Regions from separate parts of the Homo sapiens genome. Here region 2 is linked to region 1. The links are chromatin loops, found by intact Hi-C in ENCODE. Cell type or tissue: PC-9. All regions are shown on one strand.

Region 1 (8,000 bases):
CAGGTATCAAACTCTTTGTTTTCCTCTCTCTCTCACCTTTTAGGTCTACATATATTTATGTGTGTTAACCTCATTCTCTCCCAGTACAGACAGGCTATTCCCATGTGGCAGGGAAGATGGCACCAGCAATTTGTATTTATATGTTTCCAAGGTCTGTGACCCAAAGGCAAGGCCCCTACTTCTGCTCCAAATCAGAAGCCCTTGAGGAAGGAATTTGAGTGGCTTATCTTGGATCATATTGTTTCTAACCCTATGGCCAGGGCAGGCAAGGTACTACGATTGATGCCTCCAGCAAAAGTTGGGTAGGAATGGTTTTCTAAGGAAACAGGGACGCTGCAAATATTATAGCATAGTAAATATCTACACTTCCATCCTTTGGTAGCTCAGCACGTGTGTGTACTCACATTTGTTCTCATACATACAATTCAAAAATGGTTCTGCCTAATATAATGCAAAGATTTCACCCACAACTTAAAACTTTTTCAAAAACCTCTTTCCCACAGTTACATCCTGTAATTGTATCTAGACCTAAATCTAGTATTTCTCTGTGTGTATATTAATTTCAGTAGATCTGGGCCGGGCTCGGTGGCTCACACCTGTAATCCCAGCACTTTGGGAGGCCAAGGCGGGCGGATCACGAGGTCAGGAGTTCGAGACCAGTCTGGCCAACATAGTGAAACCCTGTCTCTACTAAAAATACAAAAAATACTAGCCGGGCATGGTGGTGTGTGCCTGTAATCCCAGCTACTGGGGAGGCTGAGGCAGGAGAATTGCTTGAACCCAGGAGGCAGAGGTTGCAGTGAGCCGAGATCGTGCCACTGCACTCCAGTCTGGGTGACAGAACGAGACTCCGTCTCAAAAAAAAAAAAAAAAAAAAAAAATTAAATTCCAGTAGATCTCGAGGTGGCTTATCTTGATCTCACAATCCATGAGCCACATTATGAATTTAACTGCCTATGACACTCATAAACATAGTAGAGGGTGTTCTTTAATAAAACTGGATGCCATTGTTTTTCTGGGAGAATGGCTGTGTTTGAGAGGTGAGAAACATATAAGAAGATTCCCCTTCTGGAGGCCATTCTGTTTTACCTGCCTAGTTCCTGCTGTCTGTTACTGGGGTTGGGTTGCTGGGGACTTCTATAGGATTAAACAATCATATAACCCTATTTGGCAGGTTTGGGGTTTTTTCTGACAGTAGCACTCACTTGTAGATTCCTAGGTTCCCAGCTAGTACTTAATGCCCAGTAACTTGCTTTAGGATCCATGAAGGTGAACACCCTCCACTTCCTCAGTTTATCTGTTTAGTAGGCCAATAGTCCTAGTCCTCAGGTGAAGAGTTTGTGTAGGCTTCTGCCTGCTGGTATCATTAAACAGTGAGCTGCAGAGGCTGATGTAGATCTGTAGCCTGCTGCCAGGCTGCATCACAAGGATCCACTGCTTTATAATAGGAGGAATATGGCCTTTGGGCAGAGGGTGTTCAGTAAAGACCTCTACCCTCAGTTTAGTTCTTTTTCTCCATTCCTTTAAGTCTTACCCCTGTGGTAATTTTCTCCTCCTTTCCCTTATTTGCACTAAATTTAGCAAGTGATAAAGGATTGACTCTGAGCAGTATTGGATTGTTGGCTCTGAATTAGGAAGCTTTTTAAAAGCACTGTGTCATTCTCTTTCTCTTTTCGGGAAATCTGACCCAGACCAAATGATGTCTAAAAAGTATCTATTACAGGACTTTATAGATGGTCCCAAGAACTAACCACCATAGTTCAACATCTTGGCATAAAACTCCATGATCTGAAGGCCAGGCGCAGTGGCTCACGCCTGTAATCCCAGCACTTTGGGAGGCTGAGACGGGTGGATCACTGGAGGTCAGGGGTTCAAGACCAGCCTGACCAACATGGTGAAACCCCGTCTCTACTAAAAATACAAAAATTAGCTGGGCATGGTGGCGGGCGCCTGTAATCCCAGCTACTTGGGAGGCTGAGGCAGGAGAATCGCTTGAACCCAGGAGGCAGAGGTTGCAGTGAGCCGAGATCGCACCACTGCACTCCAGCCTGGGCGACAAGAGCGAAACTCCATCTCAAAAAAAAGAAAAAAAACCTCCATGATCTGAGACCCAAGAGAAAATTGATAGTCTGACCAACTGCTTTGCTACCACACATCCAAAGTGACTTGCTTTCCAGCCTGGGGTGGCAAGATGCTCAGTACCCTCTCTCCATTTTGACTTATTATTTAAGGAGGGCAAAGAGGTGTGTTCTTTCTGTTTAAAACAAAAATCTGTGGAATGTGAGATAATTTTAATTACCATACCTTAAAAATCGGGGCTGGAAATTTGTAGAAATTTCTAGACCTACTTTTGAATTGTATTTTCTTTATTTCCAAAACTGTAGTAGTGTGATATTTTGGAGTCAAAATCTTAAAATATTCTACCAGATTATTTAGAATTTACTGGTTTTGATAGAAATACATCAAACTTGCTTAAAAAGGGAATTTTATTGACATACACTATTGAGAAGTCCAGTGTTGGTGACAGCCTCAGGTGCATTGTTGGATCTAGGGAGCCAAATGAGGTTATCGAGGCTACTTCTGATTTTGCCGTTTCATATTTTTCTGTTTATTTCTTCTTTGTGATGGGCTTATTGTTTGCTGTTATCAACGGTTTTCTCCATGTTGTGGGAATAAAAGTGGCCAACTTCTGATTTACACCCTTCCTGCTCATTAGTACAAAAAGCAAAGACCCCTTCTCCATCTCTGGATTTTAAAAACTGGAAAAGGATGCTGAGAGGATTGAGCCAAAGAGCCAGTCCTGGGACAGTCACTGTGGCCAGCTAGTGGTGTGCTTTGTCTGGCCACGCTGGGTCCTGCTGCTCGCTCCAAAGGGGCAACATACTTGATTTGCAGCCCTGGCAGAATCATATGATTAAAGTGTGGGAGGGCGGTGGTGAGGGAAGTATCTCCCCAAAGGAAAGAAGGGGTATGGAACAGGTAAAATTAACAGATGTTTACAAAATTGTCTTAATTATTTTCCCCAAAATGCATAGCCAGTTTTCCCAATCCTAGTTTTTCTCTATTTACTTAAAATGCCATCTTTATTATATATCATATAGTAAATTATCTGTCTTTTCATTTGCCAGTGCCACAGTGTCTTCATTTTTTTAAAGCTTTAAATTAAAAAGGAAAAATCAGAGCTTATTCAACTATCTGGTCAATGGAAATTTAACAGTGATGCAGTAGTTTTAGAATGTATACAAATTTTTCCAGCCTGGGCAATATGGCGAAACCCCATCTCTGCAGAAAATACAAAAAATTAGTCAGGTGTGCTGGTGCATGCCTGTGGTTCCAGCTACTTGGAAGGCTGAGATGGGAGAATCACCTGAGCCTGGGGGTTGAGGCTGAGGTGAACTGAGATTGTGCCACTGCACTCCAGCCTGAGCAACAGAATGAGACCCTGTCTCAAAAAAAAGAAAAAAAAAATTCAGCCAAAGTGAGATTGATCAGTATGTAAAGCAGAAATTTGCTCCTGTGGAGTTTAGTGTGTCCTTAAAAATTTACTAGGAAAATGTTGAGAGGTCTTTATTAGGTTATAAAAAACTAATTTAGTTGATTGTTTTATATTGATAAGCCTACACAGATAATTATCTAAATTCCCTAGTGGAAAATTCATGACATTTATGTTTATAAGCTCAAAACTATTTGGTATTTAAACAGAATTTCAGTGGAAATCTTTCAAAAACTTAAACCTTTTTATACAGAAATCCATATTGAATATATAAGGCAACACTTTGTTAGTTTGCTTTTTGAGTTATTATTATGTTTGTTACTTGTAAGTTTGTAGCAGCTCTTCCTGTTTTCAAACAGATGAGTTTTTAAACAGATAACCCAGCATGTTTCAATTTTTTGTGGAATAATAGATGACTCACAGTAAAGTTACAACATATTTTCTTTTAAGTAAAAAACTTAAGGAATAATGATACTTGCTTTGCCATTCAAGGGCCTTTTTTTATCTGTTTACTTTGTGGATCTTACACATACACCAGATACGAGTTTTGGTGAAATAAGGTGGTTATAATTATTTACTTATTGTCAGCAATTGCTTTGTGGCCTATTCATTTGACAGTAGGTGATTTCAAATCGGAGAAGTCCAACGGGGAGCTAAGTGAATCTCCTGGAGCTGGAAAAGGAGCATCTGGCTCAACTCGAATCATCACCAGATTGCGGAATCCAGATAGCAAACTTAGTCAGCTGAAGAGCCAGCAGGTGGCAGCCGCTGCACATGAAGCAAATAAATTATTTAAGGAGGGCAAAGAGGTGTGTTCTTTCTGTTTAAAACAAAAATCTGTGGAATGTGAGATAATTTTAATTACCACACCTTAAAAATAGGGGCTGGAAATTTGTAGAAATTTGTAGACCTATTTTTGAATTATATTTTCTCTGTTTCCGAAACTGTAGTAGTTAACAAGACTGAAAGTATTAGGCTTTATAAGCATAGTTGCGTACCCAAATTTCAGTCAAGGCATAAAAATGCTATAAATGGCTGATACACTTTCTTACTACATGAACAGTTTTATTCTACATATAATTCTAAAGAATTAAAGCCTTCTTTACACATATGAGTAGGCTATTTTGGGTTTTATGGTTTATTAAAGAACTGTAGATGATTCACTGCTCAGTTCTAGCTATGATCACTTCAGGTGAACCTGCAGCTAATTAGAGGATGAGGCTTACCCACTGATAGCAGAGTACTGTGGATAGGACAGCATGGCATCCCAGCTCTGATCATGAACAATGGGATCAGAGCTAGGACTCGGTATCTCTGTGCTTCAGCTAGCCGTGGTGACAGGACATGGTCCCAACTTTGTCTCCCATATTCGAGAATTATTTGCAGGGTAGATATGCAAGAATAAAGGACATTCTTAACATTGCAGCAATTGCTTAAAAGCAATGGCTTTCATACTTCTTTTTGACTCTGACCCTCAGTCACATACACATTTTTTCATAGCAGCCCAGTACACATATTCAAAAGCTTTCTGAAATACTATTTTACTTTATGATGTGGGAAGCACTCTGATATTTTCTGTGCTAGCCTATTGCATTACATTTTATTTTTTAAAAAAGCTGAATAAGGCCACTGTTTATCTGATAGTCCACTAAGAGTTGGGATCAACTGTTTGAAAATACTATTTTGAAGTATCCATGGGGTCTTACACTGTAGCTGGAATGATAAAAGGACCCGAAAGGATGTTTTTAGGAATATATTTTTTGGGGGATAGTACATGCGATGCCCTTCTTTTTCCCTTAAGTATATGTTATAAACTTGAAAAAAATGATAGGTGAGTAATTTATATGTATGGTTTCATGGGTATATTTGAAGTATTAATACATGAAAGCAGTGAATAATAGTATCTGACATGTAATAGGTACTTAATATGTGTTAGTTTTCTTTCTGCAGGCATATCTTGGTTGTTTAATTGTAAACAATTAGCTTTACTTTTAACTTAGCTTTTAGACTTCAAAAGTTCTATCATAAGATTTATCTTAACTTACTTTGAATGATTAATTTTAATTATTGAAAGACAGTTGATTAGATGAAATTCACATCTTTGATTGACATAAATAATGCAGTCTTTTTATTTTTTTGGTCAGGTACTGGTAGTTAACTCTCAAGGAGAAATTTCACGGTTGAGCACCAAAAAGGAAGTGATCATGAAAGGAAATATCAACAATTATTTTAAATTGGGTCAAGAAGGGAAGTATCGCGTCTACCACAATCAATACTCCACCAATTCATTTGCTTTGAATAAGCACCAGCACAGAGAAGACCATGATAAGAGAAGGCATCTTGCACATAAGTTCTGTCTGACTCCAGCAGGAGAGTTCAAATGGAACGGTTCTGTCCATGGGTCCAAAGTTCTTACCATATCTACTCTGAGACTGACTATCACCCAATTAGAAAACAACATCCCTTCATCCTTTCTTCATCCCAACTGGGCATCACATAGGTAAAGGAAACTAAGGTTAATTTATTGCTGTAAATATACTAAATGTTTATAAAATGATTGTTGTAGTTGTGCATTTGAAAACGTCATTACCAATGAGTTGAATGAAGTCAATGTGGTCAGCAGACAGGACATTAGAGGCATGAGTGTACTTCTAACTTACTGAACCGACACCACTAACTATTTGGAGGATTTTTAGGAGTCATCGTCTTTATACCTGGAATCAGATGGAGGCCAAAGTTACAACTATTGTGCTTTTAATTTAAGGTCAACCTAGTGAAATAATTTCTCTCATTTCTTCTGAAATACAGGGCAAATTGGATCAAGGCAGTTCAGATGTGTAGCAAACCCAGAGAATTTGCATTGGCTTTAGCCATTTTGGAGTGTGCAGTTAAACCAGTTGTGATGCTACCAATATGGCGAGAATCTTTAGGACATACCAGGTAAATGAATTCTGAGCCTTGTAAATGATGAGTATTGGACTCCCTTTTGAAATACTAGCCTATTAATAATGAAAGTTAATATATTTAAGAGGCCATATTGAAGACTTTACTTTTGGCCTCATTTTCTTCCTATATAAGTTGTAAACATGAATGAATATTATTAGTTCTTTCTTTTTTTTTTGAGACAGAGTCTTGCACTGTTGCCCAGGCTAGCATGCAGTGGTGTAGTCTCGGCTTGCTGTAACCTCTGCCTCCCATATTCAAGCGATTCTCTTGTTTCAGCCTCCCAAGTAGCTAGGATTACAGGCACCCGCCACTGTGCCCAGCTAATTATTTGTATTTTTAGTAGAGACATGGTTTCACTGTGTTGGCTAGGCTGGTCTTGAACTCCTGACCTTGTGATCTGCCCTCCTCGGCCTCCCAAAGTGCCGGGATTACAGGTGTGAGCCACCGCACCCACCATGAATATTAGTTCTTATTTGCCATACAGGATTGTGATGAAGATCAAAAGAGATCTGGTATATGAAAATTTAAAATATTTTCTAAAGTAAATAGCATTTTTATTGACTAGAAAGAGCACTCACATTTTTTAGTATTCTGGAATCTTGTAGGCACTATGCTAGGAATCTGATTTACATCTGTTTTTAAAGTTCATTGTCCAACCAAAGATCATATAGCTCCTGAGTAGACCCAGGGCTGTGCAACTTCAACAGATGATTAAAAAGAAAGAAAATTTTGTGACTTGAATCTACTTTTTAGCCCTGATAGACTTGCTTTGTAACTTTAGTCTTTAAAAAGTTATTATTACAAAACTAAGGTTATGGTAAATAATAGAATATTTAAGGGCATAAAGCAAAAAGTAAGAACCATTTTATCTTCTCTGCCCCAATCTTTTCTACAGAGTCCACTCCAAAGGCATAGCCCTATAGTTTTTAAAATATAAATACAAGCCAGGCACATGGGCTCAACTTCTGTAATCCCAGCACCTAGGGAGACCGAGGTACTAAAAACACAAAAATTAGCTGGGTGTGGTGGCACATGCCTGTAGTCCCAGGTACTCGGGAGGCTGAGGCAGGAGAATCACTTTAACTCAGGAGGCGGAGGTTACAGTGAACCGAGATTGCACCACTGCACTCCAGCCTGGGTGACAGAGCAAGACTTCATCTCAAAAAAAAAAAAAAAAAAAAAAAAGGAATGTAATATATGTTTTTGAGAAAAGTACATTTATGCCTACTAAATGGTTTTCATTTGCTAAAGGTATGGCTCCCAGTTTTCTTTGGTGTTTCCACCACATACATTTTTTTTTTTTTTTTTTTGACACAGGATCTCACTGTCACCCAGGCTGGAGTACAGTGGCGCCATCACAGCTCACTGCAGCCTTGACCTCCCTGGGCTAAGGTTATCCTCTCACCTCAGCCTCCTGAGTAGTTGGGACTACAGACGCATTCCACTATGCCTGGCTAATTTTTGTATTTTTTATAGACACGGGGTCTCATTATGTTGCCCAGGCTGTTCTTGAACTCTGGGCTCAAGCAATCTGCCTGCCTCAGCCTACCGGAGTGCTGGG
Region 2 (8,000 bases), 91 kb before region 1:
CATGGATACATGGAACTGTGTATCAGAAACCTTGCTGAGTGACAGATGCTAAGCACAAAAGGATTTAGTCCTCTCCTTACCCCTTACAAAGGCGCTGGGGGTTGGGCCTCCTCTGGCAGCTGAATTGAGGAGTGGAATCCTCAGAACTGGGGGCCTGAATCAGGGAGTTCTCATTAGATCTGGAGGAGGAAACTGAGCCAGAAGTTGTTCAGCAAACTGGGCTTCACATTCATAAGAGACCCAGGAAGAGACATGGGATCAGGGTTTGGAACCAGGGAGAGAAGAGAAAACTTTGATCAGGTGAGGATCAAATTGGGAGGCAGGGAGGGTGCTTGGGCTGTCAGATGATGCTCAGGGCTGGCTTTTGAGGGTGGCTGGGCTGGCTAAGCAAAGGACCAGAACTGGGGCAGGAACCAAACCCTTCTAAGTCCTCCTCTGGGCAGGGCAGGGCAGGGCATCCCTTCACTCACCTGGTGAAATGCCTTTTTGTTTGTTTGTATGCTTTTTGAGATGGTGTCTCGGTCTGTCATCCAGAGAGAGTGCAATGGTGAGATCTGGGCTCACTGCAACCTCTACCATCTGGGTTCAAGTGATTCTCCTGCCTCAGCCTCCAGAGTAGCTGGGATCACAGGCGCATGCCACCACACTCAGCTAATTTTTTTTTTTTTTTGAGACGGAGTTTTGCTCTTGTTGCCCAGGCTGGAGTGCAATGGCGCGATCTGCTCACTGCAACCTCCGCCTCCCGGGTTCAAGCAATTCTCCTGCCTCAGCCTTCCTGAATAGCTGGGATTAGAGGCATGTGCCACCGCACCAGAATAATTTTGTATTTTTAGTAGAGACGGGGTTTCTCCATGTTGGTCAGGCTGGTCTCGAACTCCCAGCCTCAGATGATCTGCCCGCCTTGGCCTCCCAAAGTGCTGAGATTACAGGAGTGAGCCACTGCGCCCAGCCAATTTTTGTATTTTTAATAGAGACAGGGTTTCACCATGTTTGCCAGGCTAGTCTCGAACTCCTGACCTGAGGTGAGCCATCTGCCTCACCCTCTCAAAGTGCTGGGATTACAGGCGTGTGCCACTGTGCCTGGCCTGAAATATCTGTTTTGAGACAGGATCTCACTTTGTCACCCAGGCTGGAGTGCAGTGATGCGATCTCGGCTCACTGCAACCTCCACCTCCCGGGTTCACATGATTCTCTTGCCTCAGCCTCCCGAGTAGCTGGGATTACAGGTGCATGCCATCTCACTAACTTTTTATTTTTTATTTTTGTAGAGACGGGGTTTCACCATGTTGGCCAGGCTGGTCTTGAACTCCTGATCTCAAGTGATCTGCCTGCTTCAGCCTCCCAAAGTGCTGGGATTACAGGTATGAGCCACCGCACCTGGCCTAAAAGCTTCTCAGATGATTCTGATCTGCATCCCTTAGGTGCAAGCACTTAAGGTCCTAGCCGTTTGCTTATACGGTGGTTGATGATTTAGAAGGTACAAGGAATGGAGGCCATGGCTGATGTGTCAGTGTGTTTTAGACACGGGAATGTAGTGAACTCTATGCAAATTTTGCAGAATAAAGGCGGGTGGTGTCCTGTGTTTCCCAGTGGTCAGGAAGCAGAGCGTTCTCTAGAACTTAATTGACGCATTTCACCAGGCACCAGGTGGAAAGGTCCAGTACGGGGGATGAAACGTGACATCTTAGGATACTCCCTCCTGTACCATGATGGTGTGATGGTCACAGGCATGGAGAGGGCCCAGAGAGGGTATAGTAGCCTTTAGGACCATTGCTGTCTATCCTTATCCAGTGTACCTATAACTCAAGAACTGATGAATTTGGGAGACAATCTCTAGACCACAGGGCCACCAAAAGTTCCATGGGCCCATGTTTAGGATTTTGAAGGACGCCCAGTGGCATACTGAGTAGTGTCCTCCCCAGTCCCAGCACTGATGCGCAGTTTCCTACTGCCAGGACATTGATGGCTATACTGGTGGAGGAGGAACCTGTGCATTTTTCTTATTTTTTTATTTTTTAGATGGAGTCTCACTCTGTTGCCAGGCTGGAGTGCAGTGGCGCGATCTTGGCTCACTGCAACCTCTGCCTCCCAGGTTCAAGCAATTCTCTTGCCTCAGCCTCCTGAGTAGCTGGGTCTACAGGTGCATGCCACCATGCCCAGCTAATTTTTGTATTTTTAGTAGGGACAGGGTTTCACCATGTTGGTCAGGCTGGTCTCGATCTCTTGACCTCGTGATCTGCCTGCCTTGGCCTCCCAAAGTGCTGGGATTACAGGTGTGAGCCACCGCACCCAGCCGATCCTGTGCATTTTTTTAGCTTTGAGCAGGCTTGGATCTCAGCCAACTGGATGATGGCCTTGCAGAACTGTTTAGACTCACAGCAACAGAGCCGGCATGCCTGCAGAGTTCCCAGGCCACGGTGCTTTGGATGCGGGACTTCTCTGCCATCCCCTGCCATTGTGGTCTTGCTGGCAGGATATCTACCAAACAGTTTAGGCTGCTCAGCTCACAAATACGGGAAGCAAACTCTTTGAAGACTGCGAGGAGGCATGAGCTGAACCAAGTGTGCTCCAAGCACTCCTAGCTGTCAGGTAATGGGGAATGCCCCCCTTGAAGGCCACTTAGATCACTAGCAATGCTGTCTTCTTCACCATGAGGTCACTGACGTTAATCATCCAGTTTTCTTGCTGTGGAGTCACAGGAGAGTAAGTCATTTAGGCTGAAGACTTTTTTGTGTGTCCTTCTCCTGCCAGCTTGAGAAAGCTAGGGACTTCTTTTTTGTTTTTTGAGGCGGACTCTCGCTCTGTCGCCCAGGCTGGAGTGCAGTGGCGTGATCTCAGCTCACTGCAAGCTCTGCCTCCCGGGTTCACGCCATTCTCCTGCCTCAGCCTCCCAAGTAGCTGGGACTACAGGCGCTCGCCACCACGCCCGGCTAATTTTTGTACTTTTAATAGAGACAGGGTTTCACCATGTTAGCCAGGATGGTCTCAATCTCCTGACCTCGTGATCCGCCCGCCTCTGCCTCCCAAAGTGCTGGGATTACAGGCGTGAGCCACTGCTCCCCGGCCAGGCTGGGGACTTCTTGATACAAGCTGGATGAGCTTGCCTTGAGGATATGAGGCTAGGCTGACTTTAGGGAAGTCAGTTTTTGGAAAGAGTTCTCAATCTCTGAAACAAAGCACACAGTGAAGCTGGTAGCAAAGAAATCCATTTTTGTTTGTTTTTTTTTTAGAGACATCGTCTCATTCTGTCACCCGGGCTGGAATACAGTGCTTGATCATAGCTCAGTATAACCCTGAAGTCCTGGGCTCAAGTGATCCTCCTCCTTCAGCCTCCCCAGTAGCTGGGACCACAGGTGTGCACCACCACGTCCAGCTAATTTTTTTATTTCTATAGAAACAGGGTCTCGCTGTGTTGCTCAGGCTGGCCTCAAACTCCTGGGCTCAAGTGATCCTCCCGCCTTGGCCTCCCAAAGTGCTGGGATTACAGGCATGCGCCATTGCACCCGGCGAATCCTAGATTCTAGAATTGCTTGGGGTAAGGGGTCTCCTAATCCAGGAACCCAGACCCTTTGCTCTGCTTGAGAACGCACTGTCTGAACTGAACATAACCCACGTCAGTCCGGCTCACAAAACTACACTTATGGGGATTGGCCTGGAGGTGGCGCCCCTGTTGTTGGTCTAGAAATGCTGGCCAGAGGCTCAGGCCAGTCTGGCAAATGGATAAGAACATCACCCAATGGAAGAGGATGTCACAGCTCAGAAGGCTGGGCTGCACGCTTTATCAGCCCCTGGAAGAGAGCAGGGGCACTGCCCAAGCCTGAAAACATTGCACTTCCTTAAACTGCTCAACACTTATCTTGACATCTGTGGGTTTTTTTGTTTGTTTGTTTTTTGTTTTTAGATATGTCTCACTCTGTCACCCAGGCTGGAATACAGTGGCACGATCTCTGTTCACTGCAACCTCCACCTCCTGGGTTCAATCGATTCTCCTGTCTTGGCCTCCCAAGTAGCTGGGATTACAGGCATCCACCACCATGCCCGGCTAATTTTTGTATTTTTAGTAGAGACGGGGTTTCACCATGTTGGCCAGGCTGGGCTCGAACTCCTGACCTCAAATGATCCACCTGCCTCGGCCTCCCAAAGTGCTGGGATTACAGGCGTGAGCCACCATGCCCAGCCTTGACATCTGTTTTTAACTTCCATTCCCAGGTCCAGAGTGATCTGGGTTTTAAATATTACACCTTGATGTCTTAATAAAACTTCCAAATCCAGCCTTCCCAAAAAATTATTCCATGACACAGCTTAAACACTCTTCTGATCAAAATGTACTGAGTGTTTTTTAGGGCAAAGATACATGTGACATCTTTGGTGGGTTGGTTTGTTTGAGGCAGGATCTCTGTTACCAAGGCTGGAGTGCAGTGGTGCAATCTAGGCTCACTGCAACCTCTGCCTCCTGGGCCCGAACCATCCTCCCACCTCAGCTTCCCAAGCAACTGGGACTACAGGTGCGTGCCTGGCTAATTTTTGTATTTTTTGTAGAGACGGGATTTTACCATATTGCCCAGGCTGGTCTCGACCTCCTGGTCTCAAGTGATCCACCCGCCTTGGCCTCCCAAAGAGTTGGGCTTACAGGCATGAGCCACCACGCCTGGCCACATCTGATATCTTTAATAAAAAGACTCCAAGCAGGGCGGGCCTGAGATGGAAGAATCGCTTGAACCCGGGAGACAGAGGTTGCTGTGAGCCGAGATCGCGCCATTGCAATCTAGCCTGGGTGACAAGAGCAAAACTCTGTCTCAAAAAAAAAAAAAAAAAAAGACTGCAAGCAGGCTAGATTGAAGGGCTGGTCATACTTTCATCACCCCATGTCCCGCAGCCTGGCCAGTTTCACCCCATAGTTATGTTGAGCACCTCCTAGCGGAGGGGTCAGGTAAGTCAGGTAGCTGCAGGTGGTCTGAGAGATTCCATTCATTCATTTCTGGGCCACTGATCTGGCCAAGGGATTCAATCTATGTAAACGGGTTGAGGCATGTCTGCAAGACTGCCTTCTGTTCCTTGCCTCTGTGATCTGGGTCTGCTTTTCTGAACACGAAGGAGTCAGACAATCAGCAAAGCAAGGCGCAGTCCTGGGGAGTGACTGCTATAAGACTACAGTAGCCCTGGCTGAGGTCAGAGCCTATAGAATTTGGTCCAGCCTGGCCATACCTGTTTGTAAGGGCAATCTACTGTATGTACGTGGATGTGTGTTTTCCCAGGACAAGGCAAAGAAGATCCATTCCTTCCAGCCTCAATCTGTATTAGTCAGGGTTCTCCAGGGAGACAGATTCAACAGGAGAGAAAGAGAGAAAGACGAAATGGAGTTTATTTATTAGGGAAATTGGCAAGAAGTCCCAAAACAGGTCGTCTGCAGACTGGAGACCCTGGGAGGCTGGTAGTATGGCTCAATTCAAGTCCCGAAGGCCTCAGAATCAGGGAATCTGATGGTGTAGCTCTCAGTTCAAGGCCAAAGGCCTGAGAAGCCAGGAAGGGTGGAGGAGAGGGGAGAAGTCCTGGAGTTTGAAGGCTGGGGAGCCTGGAGTTGTTGTCCAAGGACAGGAGAGGAAGAATGTGTCCCAGCTCCAGCAGATAGCTTGACATAGTTACCTCTCTGTTTTTGTTCTCTCCGGGACCCTAGGAGATTGGATAAATAATGCTTTACCAGGTTTCTAGATATTCTTTAATCCATTCAAGTTGACACCTAAAGTTAACCACCACACAATCCATAGATCCCAGCCAAGGCAAAAGAAGCTTTACCCCAGGCTGGGTGCATTTGCTTACGCCTATAATCCCAGCACTTTGAGGGGTTGAGGCAGGAGGATCGCTTGAGCCCAGGAGTTCCAGACCAGCCAGGGCACATAGTGAGACCCCGTCTCTATCCAAAAAAAAAAAAAAAATGCTTAGCATGGTGGCAAGTGCCTGTAGTCCCAGCTACCTGGAGGCTGAAGTGGGAGGATCACTTGAGCCCAGGAGGTCAAGGCTACTGTGAGCTGAGATCATGCCACTGCACTCCAGCCTAGGCAACAGAGCAGAGTGAGACCCTGTTTCAAAAAAAAAAAAAAAAAAGGCCAGGCAAGGTAGCTCACCCTAGCACTTTGGAGGCCAAGGCAGGCAGATCACTTGAGGTCAGGAGTTTGAGACCAGCCTGGCCAACATGGTAAAACCCCACCTCTACTAAAAATACAAAAATAGCCCTGCATGGTGGTGGGCAACTGTAATCCCAGCTACTCGGGAGGCAGAGGTTGCAGTGAGCTGAGACCATGCCACTGCATTCCAGCCTGGGCAACAGATCAAGACTCTGTGTCTCAGAAAAAAAAAAGAAAAAAAAAAGAAAAAGAAAAAGAAGCTTTTCCCCAGCCTCTTTTTTTTTAGGAAAAAGAAAATCCTATATGCCTTCAACATCAGCTGGCAAATGTAAACGTATGTTTTATTTACTGTCTTCCCTTCCTCTAACAACAAAAAAAAGGTCATTCATATTATGATCAAGCTACTATAAATTCAGTTTTGAGCAATGCAAATAAATGTTTAATCAAATTCTAAATCTCCTAAGACATCATCAGCTTTATAGCTTCCTGGCTGAGAAAGTGGTATTTGTGAGGGTGAGAAGATAATGAAATGGCTGAAATGACTCAAGGTAGCTTTAGTCAATCAGGAAATCAACATATTTTTGCCCCTATAGTGCTCAGTGAGAATGACCCATTAGGAAGACTAAATGGGGCTTTGAAAAACCAGTGCTTGCTTTACTTCCTACTAGCCAGGCCTGCTCAGGGAGCACCCAGAGCCAAAAGAAGTAACTCAAGTATGATGGAAGCCCAGTTCAGAAAAAAAGATTATGTGTAACTTCCCCCTGGAAACAAAATTTGTTTTCCACTGCCAGGCGAGCCGGGCTGCAAATTCTTGAATGGGATGCCTGCGCTGGGGAGGATCAGAGGAGACTCTGTTTGAGTGACTGTCCTGACAAGCTGGGAAAAAAATGACATGGGGCATGGTTAAAGGCTGGCAGCTGCGTGGTGGCTCACACCTGTAATCCCAGCACTTTGGGAGGCGGAGGCGGGCGGATCACGAGGTCAGGAGATCAAGACCATCCTGGCTAACACGGTGAAACCCCGTCTCTACTAAAAATACAAAAATTAGCTGGGCGTGGTGGCAGCGGCCTGTAATCCCAGCTACTCGGGAGGCTGAGGCGGAGAATGGTGTGAACCCGGGAGGCGGAGCTTGCAGGGAGCCAAGATAACGCCACTGCACTCCAGCCTGGGAAACAGAGGGAGACTCCATCTCAAAAAAAAAAAAAAAAAAAAAAGGAAGTAAAGGCTGGCAGCTGCTTTTGGGGGGGTGTTCCCAGGAGCTTCAGAGGAGTCAAGAATGAAGGAATAAAAATCACCTTAAATATTTGAAGGCATAAAGACTTTACTTTCAAACAAAGCAACACTAGCTTGAAATGTATGATATGCCTCTTCCCAGTTTGTTTTATTCTCCCCATTTTGGTTATTATGATTTTTAAAATCCTTTCATTCTTTTCACTCAGAATGAGGCAAGTAATTGATTTCCTTATGAAGAGGCCAGGCAGTCCATTTTTCATGGCGTTCAGCGTGCACAGCAAATCTAAAACCATTGTCTGGCAAATGCAGCTCGCAGCCGCAATTATTTTTTTCACCAGGTAAGCCGGCTGGCGTATGTTTTTAAAATTTTATTGTTAAGTATTGTCTTTTACTGGTTAAATCAATGATAACATTCTTTACTTTGTGGTTATGTTACTCAAAATGAGGATTTTAAACAATGATAAAAATAAAGCTTGTTAGATCATTTTTAATGGTAATAAATTGGTTCCTGAAGATTTGATTAAAAAGAAAACTAGGTCAATCTAAGCAGAGTCCAAATTAGGTAGAAAGTCCATAGAGAACGGGAAAAAAGGAAGTTGTGGAACCACAGACACAGTAAAAGGAAAAAAATTGGGCAGGTGCGAT

Evidence for each region. Peaks named below come from ENCODE experiments on the same cell type or tissue, not always from the same donor. Only the 100,000 strongest peaks of a DNase experiment are listed, where the experiment ranks them.
Region 2: a loop joins it to region 1, with 3 times the contacts of the local background. A loop is called at or near these places in 5 of 110 quality-filtered maps.

The regions. Positions count from the first base shown.
Region 1 is chr17:67,887,733-67,895,732 of GRCh38, forward strand. BPTF (bromodomain PHD finger transcription factor) reads left to right here. Exons shown (of 28, transcript NM_182641.4): 5 at 4,112-4,302; 6 at 5,638-5,993; 7 at 6,302-6,433. Among named protein-coding and RNA genes, the nearest start is that of BPTF, 66 kb to the left of the region's middle. In PC-9, CTCF peaks have their summits at 4,256 (motif pointing right) and 4,459; a DNase peak (open chromatin) is centred at 4,199; H3K27ac peaks cover 944 bases.
Region 2 is chr17:67,796,925-67,804,924 of GRCh38, forward strand. No RefSeq gene overlaps it. Among named protein-coding and RNA genes, the nearest start is that of BPTF, 25 kb to the right of the region's middle. In PC-9, CTCF peaks have their summits at 3,676 (motif pointing right) and 3,882; a DNase peak (open chromatin) is centred at 3,687.